3 separate regions of the Homo sapiens genome follow, and regions 1 and 2 are each linked to region 3. The links are chromatin contacts, found by Hi-C in ENCODE. All regions are on one chromosome and are shown on one strand. The core of a region is the stretch at or near the end of the contact, and the rest is flanking DNA. Distances in the headings are between cores, read along the strand shown.

What was found. A loop is a pair of places that touch in the nucleus more often than their neighbours do. Pooled maps may share reads with other maps.
Region 1: a loop to region 3 is called in a map of CD8-positive, alpha-beta T cell, with 18 times the contacts of the local background. The contact joins the promoter of LINC01765 here to the promoter of ST7L in region 3. A Hi-C loop is called at or near these places in 2 of 168 maps with a recorded cell type or tissue (CD8-positive, alpha-beta T cell and naive thymus-derived CD4-positive, alpha-beta T cell) and 6 of 50 pooled maps.
Region 2: a pooled map shows a loop between it and region 3 (10-fold over the local background). The contact joins the promoter of SIKE1 here to the promoter of ST7L in region 3. A Hi-C loop is called at or near these places in 4 of 50 pooled maps.

Annotation. Positions count from the first base shown.
Region 1 is chr1:115,096,819-115,100,896 of GRCh38, forward strand. It overlaps LINC01765 (long intergenic non-protein coding RNA 1765), which reads left to right and starts at 2,829. Exons shown (of 2, transcript XR_947722.3): 1 at 2,829-2,933. RefSeq lists an enhancer at 2,880-2,939.
Region 2 is chr1:114,778,516-114,782,600 of GRCh38, forward strand. It overlaps SIKE1 (suppressor of IKBKE 1), which reads right to left and starts at 2,170. Exons shown (of 5, transcript NM_025073.3): 1 at 1,934-2,170; 2 at 1,595-1,700; 3 at 627-769. The coding sequence starts at 2,092. RefSeq lists enhancers at 1,356-1,922, 1,923-2,488, 1,953-2,192, 2,433-2,552.
Region 3 is chr1:112,617,181-112,621,043 of GRCh38, forward strand. ST7L (suppression of tumorigenicity 7 like) reads right to left here and starts at 1,961. Exons shown (of 15, transcript NM_017744.5): 1 at 1,729-1,961. The coding sequence starts at 1,933. CAPZA1 (capping actin protein of muscle Z-line subunit alpha 1) reads left to right here and starts at 2,652. Exons shown (of 10, transcript NM_006135.3): 1 at 2,652-2,703. The coding sequence starts at 2,665. RefSeq lists enhancers at 1,925-2,024, 2,133-3,332, 2,485-2,934.

The DNA.
Region 1 (4,078 bases), core at 1,579-4,078, 2.5 Mb after region 3:
GTTTGTTTTTTTCTTGTAAATTTGTTTAACTTCTTTATAGATGCTGGATATGAGACCTTTGTCAGACACATAGATTGCAAACATTTTCTCCCACTCTGTAGGTATTGAAACTGGGTATTGAAGGAACATACCTCCAAATAATAAGAGCCATCCATGACAAACCCACAGCCAAAATCATACTGAATGGGAAAAAGCTGGAAGCATTCCTGTTGAAAACCGGCACAAGACAAGGATGCCTTCTCTCACCACTTCTATTCAACATAATATTGGAAGGCCTGGCCAGAGCAATCAGGCAAGAGGAAAAAAATAAAGGGCATCTAGATAGGAACAGAGGAAGTCAAACTATTCCTGTTTGCAGACAACATTATCCTATATATACAAAATCCCATTGTCTCAGCCCAAAAGCTCCTTAAGCTGATAAACAACTTCAGCCAAGTGTCAGGATACAAAATCAATATGCAGAAATCACTAACTTTTCTTTTCTTTATTATTATTATTTTTTAGATGGAGTCTTGCTCTGTCACCCAGGCTGGAGTGCAATGGCACGACCTCGGCTCACTGCAAACTCCACCTCCCAGATTCAAGCAATTCTCCTCCCTCAGGCTCCCAAGCAGCTGGGATTACAGGCACGCGCCACCACGCATGGCTAATTTTTTTTTTTTGTATTTTTAGTAGAGATGGGGTTTCACCATGTTGGTCAGGCTGCTCTCAAACTCCTGACCTCATGATCCACCCGCCTTGGCTTCCCAAAGTGCTGAGACTACAGGCATAAGCCACCACACCCGGGCAAAAATCACTAACTTTTCTATAAACTGACAACAGTCAAGCCGAGAGCCAAATCAGAAATGCAATCCTGTTCACAATTGCCACACACAAAAAATAAAATACCTAGGAATACAGCTAACAAAGGAGGTGAAAGAGCTCTACAAGGAGAACTATAAAACACTGCTCAAAGAAAGCAGAGATGACACAAACAAATAGAAAACTTTCCATGTTCATGGACGGGAAGAGTCAACATTGTTAAAATGGCCATACTGCCCAAAACAATTTATAGATTCAATGCTATTCCTATTAAACTACCATTGACATTCTCCACAGGACTATGAAAATTATTTTAAAATTCATATGGAACCAAAAAAGAGCCCAAATAGTCAAGACAGCCCTAACCAAAAATAACTAAGCTGGAGGCATCACATTACCGGACTTCCAACTATACTATAGGGCTACAGTAACCAAAACAGCACAGTATTGGTACAACAGTAGACACATAGACAAATGGAACAGAATAGAGAATAGAGGCTGCACACCTGCAACTATCTGATCTTTGACAAACCTGACAAAAACAAGCAATAGGGAAAAGACTCCCTATTCAATAAATGGTGCTGGGAGAACTGGCTAGCCATATGCAGAAGATTAAAACTGGACCCCTTCCTTACAACATACACAAAAATCAACTCAAGATGGATTAAATACTTAAATGTAAAACCCCAAAGTATAGAAACCCTGGAAGACAACCTAGGCAATACCATTCTGAACAATTGCTCTTTCAAGAGGCTTAGTTGTGAGTGGTGCAGCAAGATGAGTGGAAGCAAGCTTCTTTTCTTTTTCCTTTTCTTCCTTCCTTTCTTAATGGGGAAGATTTAAATGTGTTCATAGTCCTGGGGGAAGGTGCCTGGGGAGAGAGAGGTTGAAGGAGAAGAAAAGCGAGAGCAGTGTTTCTGCAGAAATAGAATGGGACTGAGAACCAGACACTGATGGGGGCTTGCATTTGGAAACAAGGAAAATAAGCAAGGGTGGAGTTGTAGTACCATTTTGTATTATATGTCTCATAACCCTAGTATCTGAACTCTCTGTGATCAGACTTTGCTGCCTGTGGACTTTTCTACGTATTGATTTTAGTGTCTTGTTCCTTGTGTATTATGTGATTTTTTTAAAGCTGTAAACTGCTTACTTTCCTTGGAAATTTGTGGGAATTCTTTGAGTCCTTAGTTGAGATTTTATTCCTCCAGAGAGGATTTTCTTTGCCTTCTGCAAATCATCTCAAGGCAGTACCATAGTGTTAATTCAGACAACAAATCCATTTGAAGGCTGGCTTGTGGTGACAAGGTCTCAGGGGAGATTTTCCCCACTCCAACACCAAGTCCAAAACGTATACATTTCTTTGTCGTCTTTTGCATGATGGGTTTATTTCTTGTCTACTCTTCCCTTGAGGGTGTATCCTTTGGGAGGAGGTACCAGGTTTGGGTGAGGTCTCCTAATACACTGTCTATATTAATGGCATTTTAGGCTTTACTTCACAAACCCCAAGCGGTTGCAGCTGTCGAAACCGAAACCCAGGGCAAAAGGTGGCTTTGGTGCCTGCTTACTTCGAGTTCTTGCTTTCACTTCATTTTGGCCTTTGTAGATTCTCTTCCTTTTGTGCTAGCTCAACGATGTGGTTTTATTTTTACATTCTTACATATTTTATCCAGGGTCTTAGTTTCAGTCGAGAAGGTAGTTCAGGATATCAAATCTGCCCTACTGCTAGAAAAGGAAGCCCGGTGTGCCTGCTATCGTAACTTTGGTTTTGATAAGCAAACACGAGCAGTTTTTGACTGCTGGGTTTACAGCATAGGAACCCTGTTGCTATGCAGCTGTTGTTGGAAAATAGTCTGTGGGCTCAGAGTTTCTAAACCAACCGTCTATTGGATGCCCAGAGAAGGAAGGAAAGCGAGGGCCCTGGCTTGCTGATTACAAACCATCTCCATGGTCACAGGTTGCTGGGTGCTCCTTTTACGATGTTTTCCCAGCAGCATGCAGGCAGCAGTAGCTTCCTTTGATCATTTTTCAGTTTCTGTTATTTGCTAGTGAGAGAAAGTTTATACCTGCTTGTGGGGACATGAGTGAAGAAAGAGAGGGGACTTTGAAACAAGAGAAGAGAGCAAACTCAAAAGGTAACTGTTTGTTTTCATAGGACCCTATGGGAACAACTAGCCCATTTTTGTTTTCACTCGTGCAGCCAGTTGGGGGAAGGAGAGGAACATAACTCATCCAGGTCTGAGGTCTAAGTCTGAATATTTATTGTGCCTCACAGATGATCCCCATTTGAATCATCCAAATTAGGAAAGAGTTTAAAAAATTACTGAGTAATAGTCTGGCAGAATTTTAATGTGACTTCTCTTGTTGACTTTAAGGTTTAACAGAGGCCCCAAAGGCTGAGAGCAAAATTGTAGGTACTTAAGTACCTTTACATTCTAAAGCAAGGTGCAAGATTGTCTATATTAGTCAGACATTATATATTCATATAAGAGATTTATTATAAGGAGTTGGCTCATGTGATTATGGAGGCTGACAGTCCTGAGGTCTGCAGTCAGCAAGCTGGAGACCCAGGAGAGCTAATAGTGGGGTTCTAGTCTGAATGCTGTCAGACTCCAGACCCAAGGAGAGCTGATGTTTCAGTTCAAGTCCAAAAACAGGAAAAGATCTATGTCCCAGGTCAAGCACTCAGGAAGGAGTTCCTTTTTACTTGCAAAAGGGTCAACCCTTTTGTCCTATTCAGGCCTTCAGCTGAGCAGATGAGAGCTGCCCTTTAAGAATGGTAATCTATTTTACTTGGTCTACCAATTTACACCCTCACAGGCATACCCAGAATAATGTTTGACCAAATATTTGGGGCCCCCCTGGCCTAGTCAAGTTGACATGTAAAATTAACCATCACAGAGAACAAAAGAAATGTAAAACAGGTAGACTAAATTGAAAACATACAATGAGATGGTAAATTTATACCTAAATATATCAGTAACTTCTGTTGAAAATAATCAAGAAAAAGAGAGATTGCACAAATAACCAATGTCAGGAAAAAAAAAAGATTAATAACTCCAGATCTGCAGAGATTTAGATAATAATAGGATAATATAAACAACTGCAAATAAATTTGAAAGGTAGGTAAAATGGACTGATTCCTTTGAAAAGTAACATCAGAATGCACTCAATGAAAATTAGAAGTTTGAATAGCCTTGTAAGCATTAAAAAATTGTATATGATCTTTTCACAAAAACAAAAAAGTCCAGCCCAGATTGTCCTTCAGTGGTGTGTTCTG
Region 2 (4,085 bases), core at 920-3,419, 2.2 Mb after region 3:
ACTAACTGGCATTATGTTTGGTGGGAGCGCTAAGAATTAATGAACATTTTCAAAAGAGATCTTGGTGAGGGAGGGGGAACCTTAGTCCCACTCAAATAAAAGGATCTGAGCAGCCCCTATCCTCCTTCTTTCTATTCATATCTTTACAAAGCCATGGCAAAATAAACAACAAATGTGATAAACATGAAAGGAAAATGAGCTTACTTTTCTTCAAAAACAAGCACACATGGCCAGGCGCAGTGGTTCATGCCTATAATCCCAGCACTTTGGAAGGCTAACGTGGGTGGATCGCTTGAGCCCAGGAGTTTCAGACCAGCCTGGGCAACATGGCGAAATGTCATCTCTACCAAAAAACAAACAAACAAACAAACAAACAAACAACCCCACAAAAATTAACAGGGCGTGGTGGTGTGCACCTGTAGTCCCAGCTGCTCCGGAGGCAGAGGTGAGACGATGGCTTGAGCCCAGGAGGCAGAGGTTGCAGTGAGCCGAGATCGTGCCATTACACCACGGCCTGGTCGACAAGAGCCAGACCCTATCTCACAAAGCAAAAAAACAAGCACACAATCTAAAACAATCTCAAGATTTCAATTTGGTTCATTTCGAATTTATTCAAAGTTTCTTACTGCAGAGTGAGACTGGTGAGCTTTCAGGACTGGTTCAGCATCCACCGCTTTTTTAGCAACCATTAACTGTAACATCTGTTTCCGATATTTGCTCATGATAAGTTCCAAAGCATCCTGGTGTTCCTCCAAGGAAATCCATAGCTCTGTCAAAAAATAAAAGAACTTGGCAGTGATGTCTGAGAGACAGTTCCCAAATCCAAAGTCTTAACAGTTGGAATTTTGTAACACTATATAGATAATATGAATCTAAAGTTGTAAATCAATGTTTAAGTCCGCAAAACTGAACAGTTAAAGTCTATGTGAAAGGTAACTTTCTAGGCAGAGAAGCAAAGTCTTGCAGAAACAACAATGGATGTATCATCAGAAGACATGTGTTTGAGTTCAGTTCTGTAACTTGCTTGGTTAATACTCATAAGTAAATCATTTAGCTTCTTCTGAGCCTATTTCTTAACTGCATTGTGGTAGATAAAAATGAAGATATGAGAATACAGTAGAATGATATATGTGAAACCCCTCTGGTAAACAACTATTAATACCACAATCATTAATAATGTACTAATCAAGCCTAAGAATATATACCCTTAGAATAAAATTCTGCTGCTTCACCTTGCACAAACAAGAACATAAACAAAACCTTAAATCTTACCTTCAGTGTTTATATTAATACTTAAACATTAAATTTTAAGTCCATGAGGCTATGAACTCTTTTGTTACACATCTGAGGATGCTTAAAAATAAACCATGCAATAATACCAACTCTACACAGCACCTCTTTGGTAAGCTGCTGCAATATTAGTCAGATGACCTTGAAAAGGGTAATCTAACAAACTTTATTGTTACTGGGCCAGATCAGGAGGACTCTCCTACTAAAAGTACTGACCTGGAAATATATGTACACTTTTGTAAATGTTTAGGGCAATTTTGCAATAACTTTAAACTATTACCAGATATGAAAAGGCCTGACTAACCTCTGTTTTCCTGTTGCAAGTCTCTAATCTGTGTGTTCTCTTGGGACAGCAGAATGTGAGGTTTGTATTTGGACATGTCCTTCATATCGGATGCATCCTCTTGATACTGGACAAATAGAGACAGACTAAGCATGCCTTAAAGAGAACAGCGGCAGATGCAACTGAAGAGGCAGAAGTTAGGGCTCCAGGGCAGGATTCTCAGCCCCGACCCAGGAAAATGGTCTCACCGCCGCCCTCTGAGACCGGGAATAAATTCCAGGCCGAGTTCCCACTTTACCTCGCTCTCCACCCTTCAGTGCCCAGAATCCGAGAGCACTGGACTCCTACCCTCTGCCTGACCTGGTCCGGAAGCGCTGTCCCCGCCTCCCGCATAGCTGCTACCCGCCGGTGCAGCGCCGCCGACTGATCCACCAGCGACTCGGCGGCCGCATCGTGCTCCCGTAGCCTCTCCAGCAGCGTCTTGGCGTCTGTCAGGATCTTCTCGATGGTGCAGCTCATAGCAGCAGCACCACCCCAGCCCCTGCCGGGCTCAGCTACGCGACTCGCTCAGATCTTCTGGGAGTCTGTCTCAGCATTACAGGCGTCATTTCCGGGCACGTTTACAAGGTGTCTTGGTAGGCGCAATGGGCGCCTGCGCAGTGGCAGCCTATTTTGCGGGTTGACCCGCTTTAACCTGCGGCTTCCTTGCAGTCCTTCCTTGCGCGGAGCCCCAGACCTACACTTGCCACGCCGTTGGTTTCCAGTTACCACAGCCTGGTGGTCAGGCTATGATTAGCTGGGCAGTGGGAAGGTCTCCTTTCCCTACTGGTTTTCATTGATGTGGGTTGTTCTTCAGTCACAGTTAGTTTCTTTTTATTTTCATTATTTTTTTCTTTTTTGAGACGGAATCTTGCTCTTGTCCAGGCTGGAGTGCAGTGGCGCGATCTTGGCTCATTGCAACCTCTGCCTCCAGGGTTCAAGCGATTCTCCTGCCTCAGCCTCTCGAGTAGCTGGGATTACAGGCATGCGCCACCACGCCGGCTGATTTTTCTATTTTTAGTAGAAACGGGGTTTCACATGTTGGCCAGGCCGGTTTCGAACTCCTGACCTCAAGTGATCCGCCCGCCTCGGCCTCCCAAAGTGCTGGGATTACAGGTGTGAGCCCCCGCGCCTGGCCTACTTTCATTTAATTTTTTTTAAATTGTGGCAAAATACACATAAAATTTAATATCTCAGCCATTTATAAGTGTACAGTTCAGTTGTACATTCATATTGTTATACAGCCACCATCAGCATCCATCTCTAGAACTCTTTCATCTTGCAGTACTGAAGTTCTGTACTCATTAAACAATAATTCCTCATTCTTCCTTATCCCCAGCTCCTGGCAGCCACCATTCTACTTTGTGTCTCTACAAATCTGACTATTCTGGGTACCTGACATGAGTGAAATCATACAGCATTTGTATTTATATAACTGCCTTATTTCACTTAGTGTAATGTCCACGAGTTTCATCCATATAGTAGCATATGTTAGAATTTCCTTCCTTTTTAAGGCTGAATAATATATATATACCACGTTTTGTTTATCCATTCATCCGTGGATGGACAGTTGGGTTGCTTCCACCTTTTGCTATTGTCAATAATGCTGCTATTGCAACTGGCTCACGTCTGGCTGCTTGCTGCCTAGAGGCCAAAAACATGAGAAGTGACCTGTGGTGAAAGCTTTACTAATCAAATGCTCGCAGATGGGGAATGGCTAGGCTCATGCCTTCAAAACAGCATTCCACTTTTTTTTTTTTTTTGGTCAAGGTATCCCAGAGACAGTATCAGTGTCCAAACTTTAATTTTGTCCCATATCAATGCCAGGGTGGTGTGCTACCTGCCCTGAGTCCATCATGTCCCTCCTGCGGCCAACTGACTTAGAGTCAAAAGAGTTACAGCCAATTAAACGTTCTAGGTCAGATGGGAAGGAGGTGGGCAGGCACTCATTAACCTTAAAACCCCTCTTAAGCAATGTTAAGAGGCAAAAACCAAAAGGCAAGGGTTACAAAATTGACTTATCTATAAATTCTATGCATTGAGCTGCTGTAATCTTGGCTTGTTGCAATTAGCTATACAAAATGCAAGCATTTTGTTTAGCTGTTTTGGCATCTGTGTCATCCTTGATTTGTAGGGTCTGAACTAATTTTAGCTCTCAATACTGGCCCTTACAACATTACGTTATAGTCTCTAGGCATGGCGGGATTGAAGAGTTTCAACTTTTGTAGGTAAAACAAAACAGAAAGAATTAACAACATTTCAAACACAAAGGTCATAAACCCTGCCTAGTTTTGAGAATAACAGGAAAAGAAGTTCATAGGTAGCTAAACACTTAAATTATTTAGTATCAAGGCACAGAATAAATTATATTAATTCAGATAGAGGCAGAATTGTTAAATGAATCTTAATATTTTTGAACACAAGACTGTCCCTGTGTCTCATGAAAGCAGTTTACTTTGTCGCCTTTGCCTGA
Region 3 (3,863 bases), core at 711-3,210:
AAATATGCTTTTACAAAGGAGGTTCAAAACTACTCCATATTTATTTTGGTAGGATACAAAACCACTGTCTCAAATTAGAGGGAAGGAAACAGCATATGTATTTGGTATATCAGCTAGAGAGGCAAAATGGCTCAAAGAGAAAAGCAACAAACAGAAATCTCCCTGAGTTACTGAAATCCTGGAGCAGATTTTTCACTTCAAATAATTATCTCATAAGTACTGTGGGTTTTAGAAAGAAAATAAAAATCTGGCCAGGTAGGATGGCTCACTCCCATAATCTCAGAGTTTTGGGAGGCCAAGGCAGGAGGATCACTGGTAGCCAGAAGTTCAAGACCAGCCTGGGCAAATAAAATAGACCCAGTCTCTACGCAAAATTTAAAACTCAGCCAGTCGTGGTGGTGCACGCCTGCAGTCCCAGCTACTTGGGAGGCTGAGGCCAGAGGATCGCTTAAGCAGAAGAGTTCAAGGCTGCAGTGATCTTGCCACTACACTTCAGCCTGGGTGACAAAGGGAGACTCTGTCTGTCTTTCTCTCTCTCACACACACACACACACACACACACACACACACACACACGAAACGTAAAAAAGAAAAATCTATAGTAATCAACTATTCTCATCTAAATGTTGCATATGGTTAACGTAGAAAAATAAATGACAAGTCAATCAGTAACACTGTGCATAGAAACCACCGTTAAGCACTTCATTCACCTGTTACAGAGATGCCAAATTAGCTCTTCAGTTTAGCTTATTTTAGAGTGCTAGTTATATTTGAACTTGATACCTATCCTCCAAAAAAACCAAAATATTTCCGAACATTAACTCACAGTCTTTCATGTCATCTCTGAACAGGAAAGGGGACATTTGCTGCCTTTTGCTTCAGAAAAATCAACCACCATACTGAATCATGTAATGGAAATACTTATATCTTGTTCTGAGGTTGCTGCTCAGATCTTGAGTGAAATATAATCACATGGTAAGGGGACCTGGGCCCTAAACACTTCATCCTGTCTACAGCTAAAGAATAGTACAGTATATGAGAATCCATCAGGATCATCACTTCTTACATGTGTTCGTATTGTCAGCACAGAATACGTAGCAAGTGTTCTACAGACGTCGAAAGAACTAGCAAACCCACTGTTGTTTGTGGCGCTCTCACTTCCTGTACTATTTTATTACTCAAGATAAGCCTAAAAGAACAGACAAAACTATCACGAAAACGATTTCTTAACAGAACTATTTTAAAACAAGAGAATCCTCAATTAAAATCATGCCATTTTCTTTCTCTGAAATCTTTAAATTACAGATGTGCTCATCTTTGTTGCCTGGATATGAGTTCTTTCAGCTGGGCAGCGGGAGACTCAAAGTAGTGACTTTTAAGGGATCCTACCAGAGGTGGGGGAGCCAATATAAATTACGTATCCTAATCTGAGACACTCTTCTGTCCTAATACCTGAAGCTTATAGCTTGTCAGGTGGCTTTTCCATGGAAAAACGAGGACATAAGAGAGAGGGCGGACCTTAAGAGTTCTACGGAGGAGCCGGTAACGGCAGCAGGCTTGTCAATCAACTGCAAGGTTGCAGCCCAAAAGAAAAAGAACTCACTTGATCGCTCATCATCGACTCCTCAGAGGCCCTCTAGGACTACCGAGAATCTCTTGCCCTTTGGCTCTTGCCCCCGACATCTCTCCTGGCCCCCCGCCCTGCCCCAGGAGGTCTGGTCCTCTCACCCGCTGCCAAATTCTCACACAGCCTCAAAGGGATCCTCAGGGCGTAAAGCAGCCCCAGCCCCGCCACGAACCACAACGAGGCCCCAGTCCCCGCCAGCCCGGCCCGCAGTCGCTCCCTCCAGCCTAGCGTCGGGTTTAGGCCAGGGACAGATGCAGGAGACGCTCCAACAGCTGCGGCTTCACCCACGCCGCCACGGTCCGCCATCTTGCCGCTATCGCAGGCGCCAGGAGCTGGGAGGGGAGAAGGACAGGAAACCGGGAGTCGGGAATCCTGGGATAGTGGCGGACCTGAAGTTGGCCTCTGTGAAGGCTGAGTCCTGGGGAACCGGGACCGAGAAGATTTCGAAGGTGGAGGAGCGTGTCTCAAGATTGGGGCTACCTGTTCTTTCGTGGGGCAGGGAAGGGGCGGACAGCAGCGCCTATTCTGGAGGAACTGGACTGAGATGTGACCCCGAAGTGTTACCGCTTCCAAACGAAATGAGGGTCACCTTTCACACCGCCCCCCCCCCGGGGTTGGAAAAGCCACCGATCGTTCCAGCTGCCGAGCAGCTCTTAAAGCTTTGGATTCGGCTGTCGTGGAGATAACGGGCACCAGAAAAACTTGTAGGAGTAGCAACAGCTATTTGGTCGGATGGAGGCCAGAAGCCAAGAATAATCGAAACACGCTGCCAGCGCCCATTAGATGGATGGGAAATGAGTGTAACTCATTGGGAAAGATATTAGACTTCAAATCACCTAAGGCAAACCCTACTTCCTGGGGCGCGGGCGCGGGCGCTGGCGTTAGGAGACGTCACTCCCGCGCATAACTGACATGGGGCCCTCTTGGTCGGCGTTTCCGGGCGGGTCCTTCCGACGGCCGCCGCGGTGATTCCATCACTCGGCTTTCTTCCCGGCCTGCCTCGCGCCCGTAGCCGGGCTGGGCCAGAACAGCCCAAGATGGCCGACTTCGATGATCGTGTGTCGGATGAGGAGAAGGTAAGGGGTCCGCCTCTCTCTCTTACCTCCTCCCCCGACAGGGAACTGGGGCCCGGCCCGGCTGCGTTGGGAGCCTAGCAGTGTCCCCAGGAAAAAGAAGCTTCTTGGTCCATGCTGACATACGCTCTCCGCAGTCGGGACGCTTCCCTCTTAGGGGGCTTTCCTCTGCCTCACGGTGGCCCCAGTTCCTCGTTCCTCGACTCTCCTTTTCTCTCAGGCCTGAGGCACAGCCCAGGGGCCTCCCTGCAAGGGAACAGACGTTTCCTTTATTGGATCGTGACTGTGGACTTTTTTCTGTAATTTTGCGAGAGGGTGGTGGTTATGTTGCGACATATCAAAAAGCAGTTATTTTACCGCCTTTAGCAGTTGGGGCTCACCCCATCCCCCCATTTGTAGATATAATTGGGGTTAGTTTAGGGCGAGTCACTTCCTGGTCAGGATGGCCTCTTAACTTCCCTTTTGCTCCTCCTTCCTCAGGAAGTGATTTTGCTGTCACGACTCTTCGACAAGGAGAGGTCCCAAATGTTGTCCATCTCCCTACACATGCACTACTTTTCTCCTGTACTGTCGCCTGTCTGATTCGCTATAATAAATCTGTGAGCCTCAGGGCATTTGCTTCAGAATTTGAACACCAGTCTTTCCCTATAGACACATCCCTTTTAACGATAATTTTTGAAAATTTTGTTTCTTGTTAACAAATCTAGAATAGCTGATGGATTTTCTTAACCTCCAGAAAGGTTTTCTGTAACACATAATAAACCTTATGTTAACACGTTCAAGACTGAACAAAGCATCCTGCCTTCTTTGATGCTCCACTGTGGAGTCTTTGATCAGTTGAATTTGTCAGTGTGCATTTTGTATGCTCATTTCTTGAAAAGGGTCTTAAATACAAGAGCACATTCTAAGGTGGAATAACTTTTCTTCTGACAGTTGCACAGTTTCATAACAGTTTGTCAGGCTTTTCAGTAAGTACATGGTTTTAGGGCACGTAGAACTTAGAATGACCTCACAAGGCAACTTATTGGACAAGAATTATGACATTTGTCTCCCACTGTGGCTATTAGAAAATGTGTCCCCTTGAGTGCTCTGTAAATCTACCTGGGTGTTTTTTTCAATAAGAAGTTGGGATGGGAAGGGGACTGTTATGATCCATAAGTCCT